Linked DNA regions of Mus musculus: region 1 is linked to region 2. Evidence: chromatin contacts called from ENCODE Hi-C or POLR2A ChIA-PET data. All regions are on one chromosome and are shown on one strand. Each heading gives the region's core, a stretch centred on a gene start or an enhancer-like site at or near the end of the contact. The rest is flanking DNA. Distances are from core to core; before and after follow the strand shown. Region 1 has its middle 14 kb from the start of Gm46162. Region 2 overlaps Gm36139 (a long non-coding RNA gene).

Evidence for each region. Hi-C counts contacts between places; a loop is a spot of excess contacts on that map. ChIA-PET counts read pairs that join two places held with the same protein, here RNA polymerase II (POLR2A).
Region 1: a loop to region 2 is called in a map of adrenal gland, with 1.8 times the contacts of the local background. The contact joins two enhancer-like sites. A Hi-C loop is called at or near these places in 1 of 37 maps with a recorded cell type or tissue (adrenal gland). POLR2A ChIA-PET finds 5 or more read pairs at or near these places in 1 of 5 experiments (embryonic stem cell).

Annotation. Positions count from the first base shown.
Region 1 is chr1:151,234,935-151,239,184 of GRCm38, forward strand. No RefSeq gene overlaps it. Among named protein-coding and RNA genes, the nearest start is that of Gm46162, 14 kb to the right of the region's middle. Within about 2 kb of position 1,542, at least 1 of the 3 ENCODE cell types and tissues checked has a DNase peak (open chromatin) inside an H3K27ac peak, as active enhancers do.
Region 2 is chr1:151,100,797-151,105,159 of GRCm38, forward strand. The region is part of intron 1 of Gm36139 (a long non-coding RNA gene); the gene reads right to left. Among named protein-coding and RNA genes, the nearest start is that of Gm36077, 19 kb to the left of the region's middle. Within about 2 kb of position 2,420, at least 1 of the 3 ENCODE cell types and tissues checked has a DNase peak (open chromatin) inside an H3K27ac peak, as active enhancers do.

The sequences.
Region 1 (4,250 bases), core at 292-2,791, 130 kb after region 2:
AATTCAGCTAAAAATAATAACAGAGGAAAACTTATAAACTAGTCCTTATCAAATGTTTAGAATAAAATTTTCAACATCTTTTGCTTAATATGAAGAACACACTATATTAATTACATAGTAGTAAGATAACAGGTAGCAAATGCACCGATGTGAATAAAATGATTTCAAGTTAACACCATCACTACTGTTACAGACAGAACCCTAACTTAGTGACCCAGAGGCTGCTCAGTAATGTGTTAACACATTTCTACAAAGCCCTAGGAGCCTCTCATATCAACTCTGTGGGTAAGACGGCAAAAGGAGCCAGAGTGGATTGCGCATTTGCTGAGCAATCTACTTAGCCTTAAGGCCAGCCAGTGTGCCAGTACTGAAGGGCTGCCTAAGAGAGTACAATAGAGTAATTTCCTTGCCTTTCATTATTTCATTCATATATATATATACATATATATATACACATATATATACATATATATATACACACACACACACAACTTTGAAGTTTATAGATGGTACCAGCCTAGGAGATAACAAACAAAATCCAAAAGAGTCAAGACCCCAAAGTATCTTGACAAGTTAGAATCCAGGATCAAAACCAGCTTAGAGAAGGGATAAGGAATCCAGTTTTCTCACTGGGATTTGCAAAAGCTCTTGGAGTCTTCACTGAGGAATTATGAGGCTTCTTTGGGCCCCATAGAAAACAAATCTCCAAGCAACCGGTTTTCCCTTTCATTCATCTGCTTAACAATGACTAGTGTGAGTTTCCTTTGTGCACAAGGGAAAGAGTCTGAACAGCTCAGTGGGTCTGGAGTTCTGGTCGCATGGCATCTGATAGCTGAGGGTAAAGGAAAGTGCATGCTATTCATTCCTGCTCTTAGCAGCCACTCTTACCAAAGACAGGTTAGGCTACTTTTTTAAGGTCAAAAGACTAGTGGAGGATCCAGCTAGGAGTGTAGCTCAGGCTGCCTGTTTGTGGTGTGGGTACCCCTAGATGAGCACTAAGAGGCACAACCTGAGTTTGATCCCTCAGGATCCAGAGAAAGGTGAGAGAGCTGATGCCCCATGCCATTCTCTGACCTCCATCTTTGCTGTAACAGACATGCACACACACACACATACACACAAATAATAATAGTAATTATTTTTAAGACGTTTGAGCTGTTTGCTTTTGTGCAATTTACTGCAGAACCATGGAAGCCCTTAAGAGGCCCCACAGTTAGAACAAAGCTAAACTCAGCCACTTGAGTCTAACAAACTAGGCAGAGGACTTAGTCACCTTCCCTGTCGGGAAAGGCTACAGCTGGAGGCATGTCAGACCACACAGGGAAATTACAAATGTGGACACCCTCCAGGAACACTTGAACCAGTACCACAACTACTCCAAGCTAATATCTGGAGATCTGTAGCCAAATGCTTAGCCATGTCTCCCAGCTGGGAGTAGGGGTCAGCATGATGATCCATCCCTTGGGTGCTCAAGCCGTCAACTTCACGGAGATAAACAGATCCTTTGAACGGAGACCAGCCTGGGATGGCAAGCACAAACCTCGGTAGAACTAGCTGTACTTCTGGTAGCAAAACAGTATTAAACAAGGGCCATATTATGTTTGCAGACCTCAGGGCAAAGCCTGGCACACGTCCTCCAGTAGCCGGAGATCGGCGTTTACCAGGGAATGAGTAATTCAGAAAGAGGTTTGCAAACTGTAGTCCTAGACCAGATGGAAAAACAAGCTACTGGCTTCCATGGAGTACAAGCTTCAAACCTCGTGCCAGCAGTTGCCTCCTCCTCCACGACTGTCTTTGGGGAAAGAATGAGAATTCTAGTGATCTGAGTTACACAGACTTTCCAAAGCAGAGGAAGTCCTATCATGACATGAAAGGAGGTTTGTTTCCATCTTCTCTGGTTTATTAAGACGCTGCTTGATTGGCTCTCACACCCAGTGCTGTGCTCTCTCTGGGCGCTGACTCAAGCAGGAAACAGGCACCACAGCCAGGAGAAAACAGCCTTCTGAATGAAATTAGCCTTTGTTTTCCTGTTCCCCGTTGACCCTGATGGGCGCTTATTCATGAAATACGGAAAAAGTAAGGTTCAGAGTATCAGCTGATTAAGTTGGAATGCGAGGCGAGCTTGACAAGCATATGCATAATGACAATGCTGATAAAAATCTAAAAGGACTTCTACAATAAAGACTTAAGTGGTGGATTGATTGATTGATTGATTGATTGATTTTGGTTTTTCGAAACAGGGTTTCTCTGTATAGCCCTGGCTGTCCTGGAGCTCACTTTGTACACCAGGCTGGCCTCGAACTCAGAAATCCGCCTGCCTCTGCCTCCTGAGTGCTGGGATTAAAGGCGTGCGCCACCATGCCCAGCAGATTTTTTTTTTAAATGGAAATGATTGATGAGGCTAGCAAGTTGGTTCAACAGATAGAGGCACTGGCCACCAAGCTTGATGACCTGATGACCCCGGACGCCTACATGATGGAAAGAAAGACTTGAAAATATTCCATGGCGCAAACCTTCACACAAGCATGTATGCACAAAATACACACTAAGTATAAAGTAGGATGAAATAGCATACATCTTCTCAGAACATCCATCCCAATTATACCCCCGTCAATCTCCCTGAGGCTCTAACATTGTCGATATAAGAACTGTCAAAACTCCTATGAACCGTGCATATTTGAATGCCTTTAAATGGTTTTAACTATAACTCTCACTTCAGGTCAGCTATCTTTCTGCTGTGTCATTCACATGGTGAAAATCAAATCCACAGAAATTAAATGAACATCACTTATTCATCAAATGCTGTGAGAGATATGAATATTGGTGTCTCGGAAGTTATAGTCTAAAGAGAAAACATATAACCTTGTAAACCCTCAAATTATAAGGCTTAAATTGAGATTCTAATTAATAGAAGAATGATCTTACAAGATCTGTCAAGACACAACTGTTTGGCCAAACAGCTGCTGTGTGCATGTTAGAAATGCCTAAAGGAATGTAGAGAATTCTCCCGTTGCCTTTACAACAAGGTGTGCTAAGTATGTAATAAGTGGTATCAAATTCCAGCCCCAAAGCTTGCCAGGCATCAGAGCTGGTGATTACACAAACACCCAGCTCCGTTCAGCTTCCTCTATAAAACCAGAGCAAACCCACCTCACAGGTGGCACGCAGAGAAAAGACTCCAGTCCCATATTCTCAGCAGATGGCCAGTGCTCAAGAATGATCACCACTATGCCTTTCTATGATTTAGACTGGAACAAAAAAATTTGGTGAGGCGTCATGACACTTTGACAAATGCAAACATAAGTTTTTATTGCTTGGGTCTCCTGCATCCCATGGTGACTTCTAGGTTCCCCCAAGCACAGTGAGTCCCATTGGGTTTCACTGATGGCCCTTGTGAGTGCTAAGTCATCCAGTGGTGCTCCTGGATAAATGCAAATGTCCCTTGACTTAGCTCCTCTGAAAAGAATCTCTTTTAATTTCTGGCTTTCTCAAACCTAATTCTATTCTCAGCGGTACCACCCTTGCCAGGTGTCTGCTCATCACATCTGATAACCTTCTTAGCTCCTACACAAGGAGCCCTTAACAAAGACATAGTCCCCTGCTGGCTTCCAACTGGCTCATGAGTTTTGTGGTGTCCATTGTCACATGCATGTGGATAAAGCCTGCCATTTGTTCTAGAATTCCTTTCTGTAATTGCTGGAGACACTATGTTCCATAGTGACACAGTTAACAAATTGTCCTAGTTGGGGGTACTACTGCTATCATGGAACACTATGACCAAAAGCAAGTTGGGCAGGAAAGGGTCCTTACTTCTTACTCTTCTTCATCATAGTCCGCCACTGAAGTGGGTCAGGACAGGAACTCAAGCAGGACTGGAACCTGGGGACAAGAGCTGTTGCAGAGGCCATGGAGAGATAATGCTTACTGGCATTATCTCTTTTTTTTTTTTTTTTCTGGCATTATCTCTTGCTCCCCATGGCTTGCTCAGCCCACTTTCTTATAAAACCTGGACCACCGGCCCAGGGATTACCCTGCCCACGATAAAGTGGACTCTCCCACATCAATCACTAATAAACTGCCTTATATGCTTGCCTGCAGCCTGCTTTTATGGAGTCATTTTCTCAGTCAAGGCTCCCTCCTCTCAGGTGGCAATAACTTATGTCAAGTTGCCATAAAATACCAGTACAGAAATTTATCACCAATATCATTTATTTAAAGACCCCCTCTCTGCTGATATGCAGGCAAAGACT
Region 2 (4,363 bases), core at 1,170-3,669:
ACATTTGTGAGGAAAGAGGAAAGGCGTCATTTTTCTCAAGTGAAGACTACAGCCATAAATCAGACATGACAAAATGTGTTAGCACTGAGAATGCTGTGCCAATTTAAAAGGAACCACACATTTAAAAAATGGTTTAGTGCTTTGAGCTTGAGGGCAAAAGAGATGGCTCAGTGAATGTGCTGGCTAATTTAATGTCAACTTGGCACAAGCTGTAGTCGTCTGAGAGGAGGGAACCCCAATTGATAAAATGCCTCCATAAGATCAGACTGCAGACAACCCTGTAAGGCATTTCCTTAATTAATGATTGATGGGGGAGGACCCAGCACATTGTGGGTGGTGCCATCCCTGGGCTGGCAGTCCTGGGCTCTATAAGCCAGCAGGCTGAACAAGCCATGGGGAGCAAGCCAGTTAGCCCACCCCGTCCATGGTCTCTGCATCAGTTCCTGCCTCCAGGTTCCTGCTCTGTTTGAGTGTCTGCCCTGCCTTCCTCCAGTGAAGGGTTACAATGTGGAAGTGTAAGCCAAATAAACTCCTTTCCTCTCCATCTATCTTTTGCTCGCCATGTTTCATCACAGCAACAGAAACCCTAACCAGGACAACAGGTAAAGGTGTTTGAACCCAAGCCTGAAGATCTAGCTGGACACTTGAAACCCACAAGATAGAAGGATAGATCTGTCTGTTTCAAGTTGTTCTCTGACCGCCACGTGCAGTTGCAAACGTACACACAATAAATAAATAAGCCAATAGCTAAAGATCATTCAGTGTTTTGAGCATTTTTAAAAATAATTTTTAAAATAATTCCCAGAAAAAAAGAAAAACAACAATAAAATTCCCATGTGCCCTCTGCCCCACAGAGGCAGTTTCCCCTTATCAGCATCCTTACACACACACCAGAGTGGTACATGTTTTATGACTGATAAGCCCCCACAGACATATCATCATCACCAAAAGGGCAAGGCTTATTTGGTGGGGTTTACCCTTGATGTACATTCCATGATTTTTACCAGTGTCTAATGGTGCAGACCCACCAGGACAATACCACACAGAGATGCTTCACTGCCTAAAGTTCGTTTCTCTCCACACAGCTCATTTCTCTCCCATGTTCATGTGTGGAAAATATATAGAAAAATAGACAGAGATACATGTGCAAGCACATGCTAAATATGGTACCTATATACAACATCCTAATGGTAGCTTGAGCTAAGAAAATACTCACAATAGCTTATTTGGGGATAGTAATTATAACTGTACTATGCAGAGTTTCTGCAGAAAACAAATGAAACTCTTCAAGTAATTTGAGAAGTGTATTAAGGGGCACGTTTGCGAGGTTCTGATAGAGAACCTTACAGGTGTTGGGGTGAACCCTACCAGTCATCAGGGCTAGCAATGCCTAGGACAGGAAGCTTTGTAGAGAGAGTTAAGGGAAGGAGACTGCTAGCCACAGGCTGGGGCCTTCACTCAAGAAGTGCAGCTAGCTGGCAGCCACCCCATGGGAGTGGGGGTTGGGGGAAGTGGGGCATAAATGACCTGAACTCACGCTGACATAACTCAAGGGATGGTCAGAAGGCAGGGGGGGGCTTTGGATAAAAGCAACCTCACCAGCTACTCACAGAGGTAAAGAAAGATGGACTGGAAGAGACAAATGGGGTGACTTAATGTTTCCTCTTTATTCTTACTTGAATTTTCTATAGTTTTTCCCAAGGACCACAAAGGACAAGCATATAGATCTCATCTCTGGGTTATTTTTCCATTCCTGCCACTTCTGCAGAGAGTTTGGATGAAAAATAAAACGTAGCTGAGAGTCCAAAAGCCATTAAGCTAAGCAAAGGGAATAGGGGTTGATAAATGTATAGGGATCAGAGCAGAAGAAGTGGTTCTGGGGAGGAAAGTCATGTTGATGACTAAAGCAAATAGCCCCCCAAGTCGATCTGTCCCCCTCCACAGCAATGCACATTGAAGGCTTACGATGGAATTATGATAACTTCTGAAGAAATTTTTAATATACATCTCTGGGTCGGCTTAGACACAAACCATCCGCCCTCGGTAAAACGCTCTTGCCACGGTCTTTTTCCGCATTCTGGAAACATTTGGTCTTCTCATGTCTCTGATCTAAATATATCTTCTCTCAAAGCCCAAATGCAATTTATTTTGCAACTGTGCAAAATCAAATCGAACCCACATCTGGTAGATCTCACAGATGTGACTCGTTCCAGCACAAGCAAACGTCAAACCAAGCAACCCACGGTCGGTCACCAGCTAATTGCATGCAGGTGATGTGAAGAGTAAGGTCTGTCTCCACATCCCCAGAGCTGGGCTCCAGAGTCTTCATCAGCTGCCCCTCTGTGTCGCTCGGGCATCTGCACTGATCCAGTAGAGGGCAGTGACAGACGCAGGAGCCTGGCCCTAGGTAAGAACTCCCCAGTAATGCCTCATCTAAGCAAAACAGAAGGGTCACCTGAGTTCATTTCTCCCATCATGCTCTGGTCTGTGGCTGCTCCCTCAGGAGCCCTGCAGCCATTATCAGCAGTCATGAGAACAGAAAGTATGACCTTCACCTCAAACTGCAGCCCTAAAAACAAACTACAGCAGCTGCTGCTACAACAAGACACAATATATGACTTAGCTGTATATTTCAGGCTTAAGACACTCCTGGGTGAGATATGCAGGGGAGGGGGCGCATTGCTGTTAAAGGGACAGTGAGAGAGTCCCTTAGACCCAAAGCAGATGTCCAAATCTAAACAAGAGGGAACTCGAAGCAGGAGATAATCCATATTGGTCCTTAGCAAGCCTGTGGCTCTTTAATTAAACCAACCAATACGGTTAACGCAAGAGAGATGAACTCAATTATGAACAGGCAAAAGCATGTTTCACTTTGCCGATGTCGAATAAGCTGTGCAAATTATTAGCATGGGTTATCAGTTGGGAGACAGCTCTGGAGACTTCCAGCTCTATGAGTTTCTGAACTAATTGATTTAAGACAAGCTGGAGACAAGCATTGTGCAAGAAGCTCCCTAGTGAAACTAACTTTTCCTGCTAACGAAAACAGCTTAAGTAATTTGAATTGCACCATGTAGATGCAATCAGGAGTTAGTCCTTTCAATGACAGCTAAAAATAGAGAGACAGCACATTGGAAATATGGGAGCTGAAAGAGACTCTCAGCACTACTGCTTTTAATTTGTTTAAGCAGTGGAAGCCTTTTAAAAATAAACCCTATGGGTATCCTCATCATATTGTAGACATTTGAAGAGAATCCTAATGTAGATGTTTTAGTAAACTAACTTTCCATTAAATGCTCTAAAGTCAGTGACTAGGAACAAGGAGACAGATAAGGTCAAGGGTTATAGATGCCTTGTAAATAAGGTCATCAAAACTCAATTCTAGGGCTTTTTTTTTTTTTTTTTTTTTTTTTTGCAAATACATTTGTAGATGATGACAGTGGCTGCTTTGGCTAAATCACAGTAAATGCCAATGGATGCCTTGTATCGGTCTTTCTGGAAATCTTGGGATATTCTTAAAGTTTAATTAGAGACCAAAATGGTTTAATTCCAAAATACACATTGAAATGAGCTTTTACTGTGTCCTGCCTAAGCTATCTCGAGTTAAAAGTGTTTGAAATGATTGTGGTAAAGATGGGTGTACACAGTGAAACGAGATGGAATAAAGCCCGCCCCTCTGCTTCCTGGGTTCAAAACTCAGCCCTACTTGTCCAGTTGCCTTCTCTATGAGCAGCTGTCTAACCTCCAGCCAATGAATGCCTTCCAGACCTGGTATCTGCAACCATTCCACAGGCAGCTCCCCAGCCCTCTCCTCAACAGCTGGCTGGAGAGAGGGTCGCTGAGTGGTTAAGCAGGAACACAACTTTAAAACGGAAAGAGTTCCTGAAGGCCTGAAGTTCTGGAGGTTCATGGAGAAGACCATCCACAAAAGACAGTCCAGGAACATTTTTTAATTTTTTTATTATTAATTTTAAAAAAAATTTATTAATTTTTTTCAATGCCTACTTTTAATGATTTTTTTTCTTTTTTAATTATCTTTTTTATTAGATATTTTCTTTAATTACATTTCAAATGTTATCCCTTTTCCTGGCTTCCCCTCTGAAAATCCCCTATTCCCTTCCCCCCCACCCCTGCTCCCCAACCCATCCACTCCCACTTCCCTGTCTTGGGATTCCCCTACACTGGGACATCAAGCCTTCTCAGGGCCAAGGGCCTCTCCTCCCATTGATGTTCGACAAGACCATCCTCTACTACATATGCGGGTGGAGCCATGGATCCCTCCATGTGTACTCTTTGGTTGGTGGTTTAGTCCTCCACAGGAACATTCTTAACAATTTTGAAAAACCAAGACATCAACCAAGGCTTG